2 separate regions of the Homo sapiens genome follow, and region 2 is linked to region 1. Evidence: chromatin loops called from intact Hi-C (ENCODE). Cell type or tissue: ovary. All regions are shown on one strand. Each heading gives the region's core, and the rest is flanking DNA. Links, peaks and the distances in the headings are about the cores only. Region 1 has its middle 28 kb from the start of ZNF354B. Region 2 holds the start of LOC124901148 (a long non-coding RNA gene).

Evidence for each region. Hi-C counts contacts between places; a loop is a spot of excess contacts. Peaks named below come from ENCODE experiments on the same cell type or tissue, not always from the same donor. Only the 100,000 strongest peaks of a DNase experiment are listed, where the experiment ranks them.
Region 2: it touches region 1 in a loop (10-fold over the local background); 2 of 110 quality-filtered maps call a loop at or near these places.

What each region holds. Positions count from the first base shown.
Region 1 is chr5:178,827,820-178,835,485 of GRCh38, reverse strand. No RefSeq gene overlaps it. Among named protein-coding and RNA genes, the nearest start is that of ZNF354B, 28 kb to the left of the region's middle. RefSeq lists a cis regulatory region at 3,373-3,542 and an enhancer at 3,438-4,061. In ovary, for the core only: no CTCF peak of the experiment used is centred there; a DNase peak (open chromatin) is centred at 4,536.
Region 2 is chr5:178,468,932-178,476,597 of GRCh38, reverse strand. All of the region lies in intron 2 of COL23A1 (collagen type XXIII alpha 1 chain), which reads left to right. It overlaps LOC124901148 (a long non-coding RNA gene), which reads left to right and starts at 3,758. Exons shown (of 2, transcript XR_007059080.1): 1 at 3,758-7,666. RefSeq lists a silencer at 7,136-7,287. In ovary, for the core only: no CTCF peak of the experiment used is centred there; no DNase peak of the experiment used is centred there.

The sequences.
Region 1 (7,666 bases), core at 3,376-5,875:
AAACAAAACCCCCAAAATAATTTGATTTTATAATGTAAACATCTGATGTCTGAATTAATCAATAAAATATTTTTTGTGTTTTAAATAATTGTATTCTATTGTATTTTGGTGCTGCGTAATTTCATAATAAATACTAGCCGATGCTCGTCAGAGGTAAACTAGTGAATTATCATCCCGTTAAGATAAACTTTGTTTCTGCTAAGAAACATCTTAATTTAAATTAGGAATTTAATGTAGGAATTTACTAAATCAAGTACTAAGATTTTATTTCTCTTACTCAATGGAGAATATATGTAAAATTCAAATACATTCAATTACTCAATTTATTCTTTACTATCATGAGAATATAGACAGCATATTTTACACAGAGCATAACAAAGCTTTACCTTCATTGAATTACAAGTAAAATATATGTATATGTAAATAAACATATATAATTTAGATATTAAATGACAGAATTCACTTATTTACCTGTGCGAGATGGAATGTGATTCTAGCAATCATTCCAGGTACAATAACTGGTTGAAAATGGGACATGGGCTGGGCGCCATGGGTCACGCCTGTAATCCCAGCACTTTGGGAGGCTGAGGCGGGTGGATCATGATGTCAGGAGTTCAGGACCAGCCTGGCCAAGATGGTGAAATCCTGTCTCTACTAAAAATACAAAAATTAGCCGGGCATGGTGGCGGGTGCCTGTAATCCCAGCTACTCGGGAGGCTGAGGCAGGAGAATCACTTGAACCCAGGAGGCAGAGATTGCAGTGAGCCAAGCGCTACTGCACTCTAGCCTGGGCGACAGAGTGAGACTCCGTCTCAAAAAAAAAAGAAAAGAAAATGGGACATGAAGTAAATTGATATGATTAAAAGAAACTACATCAAGTGAATTCACTATAATGTCTCCAAGCAAGGCAAGACCACCCTCTTGAGATAAGGAATGAGAGGCTACTTATTTTGACCAAGTTAGCTCAATGATTTGGGGAACCAAGGACTACATGGATACTCATTTTGTTCCCCCACCCACCCCCGCCACCACCAAAAAAATACTTGAGAACCCATTATTTCCCAATTCATGCTTCTACTTTCACATAAAAGTTGATACTCCAAAATCAACTTAAATTTTATTAACCAAATACAATCTTCCTAAAGACAAAGAGAAACATTTCACAAGAGTTAAGCCAACAGAAAGATAGGGAATATGAAACAACAAAGAACATCAATAAACCAAAATTAAATGTTTGGAAAGATAACAAAATTGGCAAATGTTTATTTAGGCTAAACAAGAAAAAAAAAGAAGAGAATCAAATTACTAAAATCATCAATAAAAAAGAACACCATCACTGCCAGTATTACAAAACAAAAATGATTAAAAGAGAATGCAATGAAAATCTTATGCCAAAAAAATTAAGATAGCCTAGATAGAATGGATGAAGTCCTAGAAAGAGACAAACTAAAATAGAGTAAAAGAGAAATAGAAAATATAAATAGATCTACAGAAGGTTAAAAGATCAGATAGTAATTTTAAAAACTTACAATAAAAATCCTATCTCAGGGAGCTTCCCAGGTGAATTCTATCAAACACTCTGAGAAATTAATATCAATTGTTCACCAACTGTTGCAGAAAATAAAAGGGGAGAGAACACCTCCCAATTCATTTTATAAAGCCAGGATTACTCTGACACCAAAACAATATCACAAAACAATGTAGACCAGTATCTTTCATTGTTTTATAAAATCAAACATATTCAACAAAACACTGCCAAATGAACTCCAGCAACATATAGATAATGCACTACATGCAAATGTGTTTTACCCCAGGAATGCACCATTAATATTTGAAAAATCAATGGATGCAAACACCTCATTAATAGAATAAAAAACAAATATATGAGCATCTCAACAGAAATAAAGCATTTGAGAAAAACCGTATTTTTTGCAAACCTTCTCTCCCTCCCGCTCACCCCCCATTACTCTCTCATCACTCTTTTTCCATCTACCCAAAAACGTTTTCCCCACTGTCTTTCTGCAAAACCTTCTCTCCCTCTTGTTCACCACCCGTTTTTCCCCCTCCACGTACCCCCCCCCCAATTGTTTTTCCCACCATTTTTCCTGACCGTCTTTTTGCAATGCCTTCTCCTGCTCGCCATCCTCTTTTCCCTTTGGCACTAAGCACTCTCTGTACCCCTCCATCTATCCCAAAACTATTTTCCCCTTCCTACCGCTCCAGCTTCACTGCAGTCTCTGCCGCCATCAACCACAGCGAAGCGAGCCGCGGTGCCAAAAGCTATAAGCCTCAAGCATGCGGTGGTGGCTATCCCTGGTCCTGGTCCTCTAAGCTGGGCACAGAGAAGCTCGCTGAGCAGACACAGCCTGGAATGGCCTGACTCCCCTTCAGCACTATTTATACACAGAGGTTATGCATATGAGGTTCCTGGACTACATGTTCTGATTGGATATGAGAAAAACCAGAGGCCTACTCTGATTGGACTTTATTATCATGTTCTGATTGGATGAGAGCAAGTCTCAGGACAACCAATCAGAGTGTGAAAATAAAGTCCAATCAGAGAAGGCCCAGAGGTTTTCTCTCATCCAATCAGAATATGTAGTCTAGAAACCATTCTCATAAGCCCATGTGCATGCTGAGGAGGCCTCCCGTCATTTTAGGCTGTTGTGTATCAGTTAGCAGAGCTACTTTGTTTCCCGCTTGGAGGACCTGGAGAAGGGGAGCTCAGCCACGTGCTGCACGCCGGAGGCTGGAGCCTTGCAGCACCGCGGCTCGCCTCCCTGCAGTTGGTGGTGGTGAGGGAGAATGCAGTGTGCGGCAGAGTGTAGGAGGGCGGCCGGAGCGGTAGAAGGATGGCCGGCAGGAAGAGCTGCTCCTGACCGGCTAGAGGACGAGAAGCGGGGACCACTTGTGCATGCTGGAGGCTGGAGCGTTTGCCACTGAGGCCTGCCTGGCTGCGGTTGGTGGTGGTGATGGGAGACTGAAGCTCAGTTACAGTGGTAGAAAGGTGGTGGGGTAGGTTCGCTGTCTGTGGCTGCACTGCCTGCCTGGGGAGGCAGATTTGGTGTGCTGTTGGGTCTGCACTGCCTGCCGTGGGGGACTGGTGGTGGAGTGCTATCCAGCTTTGCGGTGCTGGCGGTGGGTGGTGGGAGGGGTTGGCTGCGCTATCTGGGCCTGCACTGCCCAAGGTGGGGTGAGGGGGGGGTTGGAGGCAGGTTGTGTGAGCTATTGTGCACTGCCGGCGGCGGGGAGGGTGGGTTAGGGGAGCTATCAGCTGCTGCACTGCCCAAGGCAGAGGGCCGGTTGGGTAAGCTATCCCAGGTTACAATCCCAGCAACAATGCCAGCCAACAGTTGGGGGCTGTTTAGGGGAGCTGTCAGGTGCTGCACTGCTGGGGGAGGGGGGGGAGGTGGGGGGGTGGTTGATTGGGTGCACTATCCCGGGCGTTCACTGCCTGTGATGGGAGCAGGTTGGGGGCACTATCTGGGGCTGTGCTGCCCGGGGGTGGGGGAAGAGGGGAAAGAGCAGGTTGGGGGCGCTATTGGGTGCTGCAATGCCTGTGGCAGGGATGGGTTGTGGACACTATCGGGTGCTACACTGCCAGCGCTGCCAGCGGCAGAGGGGTGGTTTGGGGGTGCTATCAGGGTTACATTGCCAACAGCTGGCTCTGGGTATGTCATGGGTGCAGTCTGAGGGCTACGCTGCTGGCACTAGGGGCCAGGTTGGGGCGGTATTGGAGGCGCTGCACTGCTGCTGCCGGCAGTGGGTTGTGGAGGTGGCCGGTACAGCAGTGGCCTCCGAGGAAGGGGCCCTTCTCTTCCTAGAGTCAAGGCTGTAGAGGGTGAAATTCTCCTGCTCGTGTTGGAGCGTGGCAGGCGCACAGAGTTTTCGCAGCAATTCTCTGAGCACAGCAGGGTCCCCACACCCACTGTGGTTCCCCAGCCCTCGCCCTTTTGTTCGTGTTGCGGAGACCATCTGGGACCCCTGGGCATGGAATAGTGGGCACCACAGGGGCTCAGGGCCCTGTGGGTGGTGGAGTCAGGAGTGAGAACCGGTACTTGGGTGGGGAGGACTGGCTGGGTCGGAGTTTCTGCTGTTCCTACTCCCCAAGGAGCGCCGGGCACTGTGGTGTCTCCAGTCCCCATCCCAGGTCAGGAGGCCAGCTTGGGCCAGGAGGAGAGGTTGGACTTCAGAGGGTGGGTGTGAGTGCCTTCGCTGAAACCAGCCCTTGCCACCCAGTGGCCAGCATGACTAGGTGCGGCTCTAACGCTGCCACTTTCTGCATCCTGTTTTGGGGTTTTTTGGCTTTGCCCACCCAGGTGCTCCAAGCCAGGCTGGAGGAGGAGGTGAAGGAGGAGTTACCTATGGTGAGCTGGAGCCTGGAGTTTGCAGATGGCACAGCTCTGTGGCTCGCCTCCTGCGGTTGTGGCGACAGCAATGGAGACTGCAGCTCGGCAGGAGTGGTAGGAGGGCGCCCGTGTTGGCCAGGTGGTAGGAGCCTTGTAGGGTGGGCCGGTGGATGGAAGGTGACAGCACTGCTGGTTGCGTTGGCGTCGGTGCTAATGGTGGCAGCAGCAGCAAATCTGGGGCCTGGGAAGGGGGAGTAGGAGCACTTTGGGGCCTAGCCTGGCCTGGCATGGGTAGGAAGCTGCCGGTTCTGTACCGCAGCCCTCGGTGACAGACGGAGGCGTAGCCAGGGCAAGGAGGAGTCCTCTCTTTTCTCCTGCAGTCTCTGGAGGGTGCCCTCCTCCTGCTGGCATCTGAGCCAGCTGTGAGTGGCAGCATTGCCTCATTCTTACACAAATAGTCAACCCCTAAATTTTGTTACTTTTTTCTTGTTTTTTGTTCTGATAGTCTTCGATTTTTTTAATTTCATGAATCGGGGAGGGGAAAAAAGGTATCATAACAGGCCTTCTAATTCTTGCACCTGGTCTTTTACCTTTCTTTCAGTCTAATCTTATCATCATCATCATCGTGTTCTTCATTTTCTTATACTGCTGCTTATATTTCTTGTTTTTATGCTTGTTTCTCAACCTCCTCCTCTTGTTTCCTTTATCCCAAGGAATGGCCTTAACAAACCAAAACCGAGTTAAAAGCTACTCGTCACTGTGTTATATTTTCAAAATAATCAGCCTCTTACTTTGGAGCTGGTGGAGAGAGAGATTGAGAGGGTGCGAGTCACCTCTGGAAGGCTGGGATTTGTTTTTACTGAGAAGAAAATAGGTTCTTTGTTATCACAAGCCTTGTGTGACACCAGCAGCTCCTCCTTGCTCCACTCTCACAAACCACAGCACCCAGACTGGTGAGTCCAAACACACATGCACACACACATATACACACACATTACATTCATGTGCACACATGTTCATGTGCACATATAAATACATGCTCATATACTCAAGATAGACATTCACATGTGTACACACATTGCACACTTGTGTGTGCATATGCATACAAGTACTTGCACACCGATACAGGCACACACACACTCACACACATTAACATTTCCTTTTTAACGTTTTCTGTTTGCCCCTGGTGAAACGAGGGCCAGAAGACACTGTTCCACCATTGTGATGCCGTCAGTAGGCAGACTAGGGGAAATGTGGTCACAGCCATGGTGCCAAGTTTTGAACTCAGCCTCTGAGCTGAGCCTGGATCCATAGACGTTTCCCAATGTTCCTCTGCTGCCTCCACACCCCATCCGCAATACCAGCCCCCCGTGGAGGGTCAGGAGCTGTGTGTGCAAGTGGACATTATTGTAGATGCTTCTGTAATGAGGACGTGCAGGAGAAATAAAGAATTTCTGTGTTAAACACTCTCAGCCTTCCTCTGCCGTTTAGCAAAAATTCCCAGGAGAGTGATGACGGGACAGAAACAGGAGTGAGAAACAGGAAGAATGGACAAGATGATTAGAAGGCTGAACGAAGGAGAGAGCAAGCTAAGATGAGAAAAAGCACTGCAGAAAACATTCTGAAGGAGAGAGGAGGGGCAGATGGGGGAACAAGGAGCAGGTGGAGAGTGAGATTGAGAGGGTGCGAGTCACCGCTAGAAGGCTGGGATTTGTTTTTACTGGGAAGAAAAAATGTTTTCTGTTATCGCAAGCCTTGTGTGACACCAGCAGCTCCTCGCCCCACTCTCACAAACCAGCCCCCAGACTAGTGAGTGCAAACACACACGCACACACTTATATACATACACATGTACACTTATGTGCACACAGATACTAACATGCTCATATACTCAAGATACACATACATTCACATGCACACATAGACATGTACTCACATGCACACTCGTGTGTGCACATACACACTCACATGTACACGCACACCCATACAGGCAGGCGCACACACACACATTAGCATTTCCTGTTTAACATTTTCTGTTTGCCTCGGGTGAAACTGAGTACCAGGAAATACTGCCCCACTGTTGTGATGCAGTCAGTAGGCAAGCTGGGGGGAGTTTGGTTACAGCCATGGTGCCAGGTTTTGAAGAGGTTTATGCTAGTTTGGATTTCTTGGCATGAGCTAGATCTTCCCTGACAGTGGCATCTGGCCCCAGCTCCATGCAGTCCTCACCAAGTCCCATTGCCTGTGCATCCTATGTTTCATCTTCCAAAGCTGGCTTCAGCAGTGGCCTGTGAAGTTGGCTGCAGAACCATGGAAGTGTGGAAATAGAGATCAGAACTTTACATAACTGTATTTTATCTCACTTTTTAAAATTCCCTATTCTTTTGTATATGCTTAATAATGTTTATATTAGTGGAGTCGAGCATTTAAGCGATCATTAAATAAAAATACAATACGGCTGCATGCTCAGAAAGATTTTGCTTCTAGCTACGTTGCCAGGGAAGCCTGGTGGTCATTTTTGTCTGTCTTTTCTTGGACAATCTTTTGGTTCCTTTTCCAGTTCAGTCAAGTGTCAAGAGAGTTCTCATCTCTCTTCCTTCTAACCCCATGATTAAAAATCTTCAGTAGCTTCCCAGTGTTTTTAATACAGTCATGAATACGAGTGTCTTGTCTTTTTTTTTTTTTTTTGAGACAGAGTCTCACTCTGTTGCTCAGGCTGGAGTGCAGTGGCGCGATCTCGGCTCACTGCAAGCTCCACCTCCCAGGTTCATGCCATTCTCTTGCCTCAGCCTCCCGTAGCTGGACTACAGGCACCCGCCACCATGCCTGGCTAATTTTTTGTGTTTTTAGCAGAGATGGGGTTTCACCGTGTTAGCCAGGATGGTCTCAATCTCCTGACCTCGTGATCCACCCGCCTTGACCTCCCAAAGTCCTGGGATTACAGGCGTGAGCCACCGTGCCCGGCTGAGTGCCTTTTCTTAAAATATGTAAGATTTGTCTTGCATCTTTTCAGCCTTATCTCTTTGTACTCCGTCACTAGCACCCTGGGCTTTGAATCTCTGGGATGAGGCTCCATCCTGCAGTCTGTTTTCCCCTTGCTTGGTAAAACAACTTCTTTATCCTCATTGCCCACCTGTTTAACCTTGACTCATTCACTGGGACTCTACTTAAGTAACATATTCTCCGGTAGTTCTTTCCTGATCCCATAGTCTTGCTAACTAGTCCCATAGCATCTTGCATTTTTGGTGACTACAAGAGAGCAGGGATCGTGCCCGGGTTGTCCAAATCCAGTGGTGTGCTGGTAAATGCTTAACAAC
Region 2 (7,666 bases), core at 2,587-5,086, 360 kb after region 1:
TTCCTGCCCCCAGCGCACACGCTTTGTATTCTCTTCCCTTAAGTGTAGGCAGGTCCGTGGATATGATGCGGTATTACTCTCATGATTATGTTACATTATATAGATAAGGGAATTTGCCATTTGTTCAGTGAAAGGGCAAAGCGGCCCCCAAATACCAAAGGAGCCAAAAAACCAAAGAAGAGGCACACAAATCCAGATTGTCAGTAAAGGTTGATTTATTGGGGAACTTACAGACAGAAGCGTGGTCTTGGGTGGCTGCAGGACAGGTAGATCTCCACTCTGTTACTCAACAGACCAAGGGCTCTTATACCGCTGGGAAAGGGGTATGTGCTCCAGGGAGACAGTGGGAGGCAGCCCTACAGAACGGCAGGCATGCTGTATGCGCCATTTCCTATTATGACGCCTATTATTTGTGGAGTAGCATCAAGGTTGACATGTTCTTACACTAGGGACAGTAAACAAAGTAGAAATCAGGGGACATTCACAGGACTAGGGCTAATCAGAATTCAACATGGCAGATTAGCGTCCAAGATGGAGTCACTGTTGTGTCCACACCAATTGTAATTAAGTTTACTAATCAGTTGACTTCAAGTTTGCCGAAAGGGGGATTATTCTGAGTGGGCCTGACCTAATCACATGAGTCCTTTGATTCTGGGTCTAAAGATCAGAGATAGACGATGTCCAAGGAATTCGAAGAATTAGAGGCCTTCGCAGGGGTCCTCCCAGCCAGGAGCTGTGGGCAGCCTCCAGGAGGTATGAGTGGCCCCCAGCCAACAAGCAAGAAAAGGGGGCATATGTCCAACAACTGCAAGGAACTGAATTCTACCAACAGCCACAAAAGCTTGAAAGAGGCCTCTGAGCTCCAACAAGGAGCACAGCCCTGCCAGCACCAAGATCTCAGCCTCGTGTGACCCTGAGCATAGACTTGTGACCTATAGAAACTGTGAGTTAAGCTTTAAGCTGCTGAGTTTATGGCAATTTGTTATGCAGCAACCGAAAACTAACACAACAGGCAAGGCCACTATTGGGTAATCGCATACATTTTATATTGCCGCAAACAAATTACTGTAAAACATAATGGCTTACAAAGCAAGCATTTATTATCTTGTAGTTTCTGAGAGTCAGGAGTATAGGCACAGGGGCTCAGCACCTCTGCCTCGGGGTCTCTGCCTGTACCCCCTTCACCAAATGTCCCCATGGCTCATTCCTTCACTTCATTTTGGTTTCTGCTTCAATGGCATCTTTTCCAAGAGGCCCTCCTGGACATGCCAGCACCCATCACTCTCTGTCTCCCATATGGCCACTTAATTTTGTTTTCAAAACACATGTTATGTGTTAAATTTAACATATCCCAAAAGATATGTTAAAGTCCTAACCTCCATTGCATGTGAATATGACCTTATTTGGAAAGAATGTCTTTGCAGAGGTAATCAAGGTAAGATGAGGTTGTACTGGATTAGGGTGGGCCCTAATCCAATGATTGCTGTCCATTTAACACAAGGGAAATTTAGACGCAGAGACAGATACACAGGAAGAATGCTGCCATGTGACTGTGAAGGCAGAAATTGCAGTGATGGATCTACAAAGCCAAGGAATGGCAGGGATTGCTGGCAGCCACAGGAATGTAGGAGGGGCAAGGAGGGACTCTCCCCTAAGCCTTCAGAGGGAGTGGGGCCCTGCCCACACTTTGATTTTGGACTTCTGTCCTCCAGAACAATGAGACAGTAAATTTCTGTCGCTTTAAGCCAGAAAACTAATACAGTGCTTATTACTATCCGCTCCCCGCCTCCTGTTCTGTCTAGTTTATGGTTTATAATCTGTGTTCCCTGCTGGAATGCAAGCTTCTTGGGAGCAATTGATTTTCTTTTGTTTGCTTTGGAATCCCCTGTACCTAAACTGGTGCCTGGAAAAAAGGACTCAATAAAAATGTACTGAGTGAATCGATGAATATTTATTTAGTAAAAACGTGTTCAAAGATAAGTCCTCTGTATGCCATGTTCCTCTACAGTTAGAAAGGTTAAGAAAGAAATACGACAAATTCACTGATTTGTTTCAATACAAATTTTTTTTTTTGACATCTCACAAGGAGAGAGAAGATACTGTGTTTTAGGAAGAAATATTTTCAATAAAAACCTCAAAAATGAAATCCAGTAAGTTAATTATTTAGTTATGAGTAAGACCAAGGAATAGGACCTTTTACCATTTATTTTATATGTAGCCCACTGCTATATTATCATAAAATATTTGGGAACTAAATTTCACTGACTGCGTGTTTTTGGAGCAGGTCACAGTTTCACTGAAAACAAGGAAAGAAGAACTAGGCGGGATAACCCTTAAAATCAATGATGAGAGAAACTGAGACAAAATTCTGGCTTTCTGAGGCTCCTTTGAGAGTCTGATGAAAGCCAAGGACTTGGACAGAGCTGCGCATTGATGGGAAGTCACACGTGTAATTTAAGGGTTGTGAAGATTTCCTGTAGCCCAGGTTAAGAACTCTTGCTCTGGAGAATGTTTCAGAGTAACTCCGTGTTCCTTGCTGCGAACACCCTCAGTTCTCTTGATGACGTCAGCTTTCCTGTGGCCGGGGGTGAGGTGGGTAAAGTGTGTCTACATTAAAGCTCAGCACAGTTTCTTTAGGTTGCAGGGAAATAAAAATGATTTGACCCCTATTAAGGGAAATTAACTCATTTGAACACAAAATTCATAATCTGGTCTGGTTGTTCAGCATCTTTCTTTCGAAGCTTTCAAAGTGCTTCTTTTTAAAGCAACCATAAATAAAACCCCATAGGGGTGCTGGATGACAGTGTCAGCGTTCATGAGAGGCCCACTCAGTGAGGTTTTGGGAGTGCAGGGGTTTCGCTAGGGTAAGGCTGATCATAGGTGAATGTTGGAAGAGTAGAAACAGTATAGTCAGTCGTCCCTTGGTATCTTCAGGGCATTGGTTCCAGGATCCCTCATAGGTACCCAAATCCAGAGATGCTCAAATCCCTCATATAAAATGGCATAGTATAATCCCAGCACTCAGGGAGGCTGAAGTGGGTGGTTTGCTTGAGCCCAGGAGTTCAAGACCAGCCTGGGCAACATGGCAAAACCCCATCTTCACAAAAAATACCAAAAAAAAAAAAAAAAAAAAAAATTAGCCGGATGTAGTGGCTCATGCCTGTAGTCCCAGCTACTCTGGAGGCTGAGGTAGGAGGGTCATTTGGGCCTGGGAGGTCAAAGCTGCAGTGAGCTGTGATTGTGCCACTGCACTCCAGCCTGGGTGACAGAGTGAGACCGTCTCTACAAAAATAAAGTCAAATGGCGTGTACTTGCATTTAACCTAAGTACATCCTCCCTCATACTTTAAGTCTCTAGATTACTTATAATACCTGATACAGTGTGAAAGCTATGTAAATATTGTTCTACTGTATTTTTATTTGTATGATTTTTTGTTGTGTTGTGATTTTTATTATGATTTTTTTTGGGGGGATGGCGAAGAGAGTCTTGCTCTGTCACCCAGGCTGGAGTGCAGTGGCACAGTCACAGCTCACTGCAGCCTTGACCTCCTGGGCTCAAGCGATCCTCTCGCCTCAGCTTCCTGAGTAGTTCGGATCACAGGTGCGTGTGACCACATCCGCTAATTTTTTAATTTTTGTAGAGATAGAGTCTCACTCTGTTGTCCAGGCTGGTCTTGAACTCCCAGGCTCAAGCAACCCTTCTGCCTCAGCCTCCCAAAGTGTTGGGATTACAGACATGAGCCACTGTGTCCTGCCTGTGTATTTTTTAAAAATATTTTCAATCTGCGGTTGGTTGAGACCGTGGATGTGGAATCCATGGATATGGAGGGCTGACTGTTCACTGGCTTTTGGATAAAAATCCCAGCTCTTCCACTGACAAGCTGTGCGATGCTGGGCAAGTCACTTAAGCAGCCAGAGCCTCACATTTCCCATCTACAAAATGGGAATACTAACACTTACCTTTAAGGGGTGGAAATTAGGACTGATGCATTATAAGCACCTGGCACCCATGGATGCTGCTGCAGCCGTTGCTAATATTATTAATATTGACAGTGCCTTACCTTTCATAATGTATAAGCCATATCTGACTGTGCATCAGAAATAGCTGGGAAGCATTTAAGAAAAATTACTGGGCCCCATCCAAGAACTCCGGAATCAGACTTTCTTGGAGTAGAACCAAAGCATGCTGGCACCTCACTTGCTCCTCCAGGTGCGCCCCACACCCTTATCCACCTGCTCTGGGCCCCAGGAGGCTGACTCCCCATTGGGACAAAAGTGCACATTGGGATAGACTGTGGCTCCCCATTGGGTCTCAGTTGATTCGACTGAGAGTCAGGATGGATCAGCAAAGGGATGTTCCTTCAAGCCCCTTTCCCACAGCTTTTCCATGCAGCTTCCTCTCTTCAGCGCCTGCAGTCCTTGGGGTTGTTTTAAACAATACCCAGGATTTTTATTTAAGACAGGGTCTCACGCTGTTGCCCTGGCATGATCATAGCTCACTGCAGCCTCGACCTCCCCAGGTCAAGCCATCCTCCCTCCTTGAGCTCCCACAGCACCGGGATTAGAGGTGTGAGCCACCAGGCCCGGCCTGCACCCAGGATTTTAATCAGCCATGGATTAAGATGACAACCATGGAGACAACTGCTTGAAAGAAGAGTTTCTTACTGACGATTCGACAGCACAACAGGACCATATGGGGAAGCACCGGAGTCAGTCAGGGGGTGGAAGGAGCTGGGGCATGGACTGTGGGAAGGGAGGGGCGAGGCAAGCTGAGCAGGGTTCGGATTGGCCAGTTCAAATAATTCCAGTGGGCTCTGGGCTACAGGGCTGGTCTCTAGCTGTCACATACCTGGCCCATGGGTGATGAGGGCAGGGGTGTGAGAGTTACATAAAGCGGGTGGTTGGGGCACAGCTTTGGCTTGGTTGGTTTGATAGGGAGAGGCAGGTCCAAAGGCAAGGTGCTTGCTATCTCTAGGAGTTAGCTAGCCCCAGGAAGGGAGTCTCTCCCTGGCCAGCAAGGCCCAGAGATGTTTCACAGCATCAGAAAATATAAAAAGCAGGCCAAGGCACAGTGGCTCACACCCGTAATCCGAGCACTTTGGGAGGCCGAGGCGGGTAGATCACCTGAGGTCAGGAGTTCAAGACCAACCTGGCCAACATGGCGAAACCCCATCTCTACTAAAAATACAAAAATTAGCCAGGTGTGGTGGGTGCCTGTAATCCCAGCTACTCAGGAGGCTGAGGCAGGAGAATCACTTGAACCCAGGAGGCTGAGCTTTCAGTGAGCTGAGATCGCACCACTGCACTCCAGCCTGGGTGACAAGAGCGAGACTCTGTCTCAAAAAAAAAGAAAGAAAACATAAAACGCATGATTACTCAGGGGTGATAAATGCACCCACTGTTCCAACCTCTGGGAACTGCACTGTCCCTTGTGCACAGCTTCCTGAGTAACTCTCTCTTAACTGCTCTGCAAATTAGCCATTGGGGTGCCCTCTGTTTCCTGCAGGGACCTGACCAATACACGAGGAATCCCCAGGTGATCCCAAGGCAGCCAGGCACTGGAGCAGATGCTTTTTCAGAACCACTTCGTGCACTGCACAGAGCTGAAAGTTAGCAAAGCTCAGAGGGTCTGGTTGGATCTTCACAGTAAGTCTATGGAAGGAATATTTAGGAATGGACAAAAGTGCACACTCTGGGGCTCCTGAGGGTTCCCAGGTGACCGCAGCAGCCTTCACACAGGCTTCTCCAGCGCAGCTCTCAGCATGAACGGCCGCTCAGTGGGGCCCTGGAGGCGGTGGGCTCCTTGAGACAGGAGGTATCTGGGTCCAGTGTCTTATGGGAAGTGCCACTGTATTCTGTGGGAGCCTTGATGCTTCCAGGAATACTGGGGAAATTTCGGGATTTCCAGCCCAGCAGGCAGGATGCTTGTGTCGTATGAGCGGGTGTTTCCCCCATGGCCTCGTCTTTGACCCACGTGCTGGCTTCCATCCCCTCCCTGTCTTGCACCTCTGTGTTCTCTCTCACCCTCTGGCCTGTTAATGAGCTTAGATTTAGACCTTCCCAGTCTTCCTGCAGGGGCCCTCTGCTCGACACTGACGGCTTGCCGTGGCTTCTGGCTGGGGTCTGGGTGGGGAGCTGGGAGTCCTCACGTCCTGGGTTTTAGGTGGTTTGTCTAGGCAGTCTTTCCAGTGAGGAACAGTTCTAATTGGCGGTGGGTTTCCAGGGGTCTGCTCGGCTTATGGGCACTGTGCTTGCCCAAGGACACTGGCTCCTGGCTAAGGGAAGACATGGGGCAGGGGGCGTGGAGCCAGGTGGAGTCAAGAGCTCACGGTAGCGGACCAGGAGGGACAGACGCTGGATGGCCAGCTCAAAGCAAGCTTCGTCCCTGAGAAGTGCCTGGAGGAAGAGCTGCACCAGGTGTTGACCAACCAGGACTTTGCATTAATTTATGTGTTTAGCCCGCCAGCTGCTCTGTTAGGCAGATGTCTGCAGGCTGAGCCTCTCAGTGTCTGGATATGGAGATGATGGAGTACTTTGGAATTAGCAAGATAAAGTTTTAAAGGGACTGATTTAGCTGGCTAGAGTGACTGCTTGCACCGGTAGACAAATGGGGTGGAAATACTTTTAAATGAACTGTGATGATTGCCATGAGAAAGACCAGTGAGAGGAGGTGCCTGGGAAGATAAAAATCAAACCCAGTTAGCATGACGAAAGCTCCCTTCTGGCCTCTGCACAGGGGATGAGTGGTTGGAGACGGTTCCGTGGCCCGACCCTGCGAGACCATTAGGACTTTCAGGGGGAATGGCCACCTCCTCCCCACGACCGATTCTGGTTATCACCAGCGGCAGGCAGCTTCCCTCGGCGAGGGTCCTCTTGATGGCTCTGCAGACAGGACGGGGGCTCTCTGAAGAGGGGAGGTACTGGCGGAAGTCCCCTGGGCTCCATCAGAAATGTGGTTGGACATGAAGGCAGGTCCCAGCTGCCAGCTGCCCGGGGGAGCCCAGCTCCCCCGAGAGTGCTCAGCTGTGGTCTTTCCCCGGGGCCCCAGCTACAGACTGCCCATCGGCCCCTCACCATCGAACATCTACTCTTGGAACTGATGCACCTGCAGAATTGGAGTTTCAGCCTTCAGCATGTGTGTGTGATGGAGCTTCGTAGAATGTGGTGGGGCTTAGAACAACAGTATCTCAGAGGAAGGATGTGCATCTCCCAGGCCAGGCTGGGACCAGGGAGGGATGGACGGGAGAGGAGCCGCAGGAGCCTGCTCACTGCGCAGTGTCCCAGGGGTAACAAGCTCCTGCCTAATCATGTTCAAAGTTAGGAATTCGTCCCCTCCTAGGTATACCCCCAAAGGAAGAACACGGAGACCCAGACAGGTATTTGTACACCTAGGTTCAGGGCAGCATTGTTCACAGTAGCCAAAAGGTAGGAGCAACCCACGTGTTTATCAGAATGGATAGACACAATGTGGCCTGTCCACACAACAGGATGCGGTTCAGCTTTCAGACGGAAGGAGATTCTGACACGTGCTGCAACATGGACGGACCTTGAGGACATGGTGCTGAGTGAAATAAGCCACACACAGAAGGACAAACACGATATGATTCCACTTATGTGAGGCACCCAGTCATCAAATTCATAGAGACGGAAACCAGGATGGTGGGTGC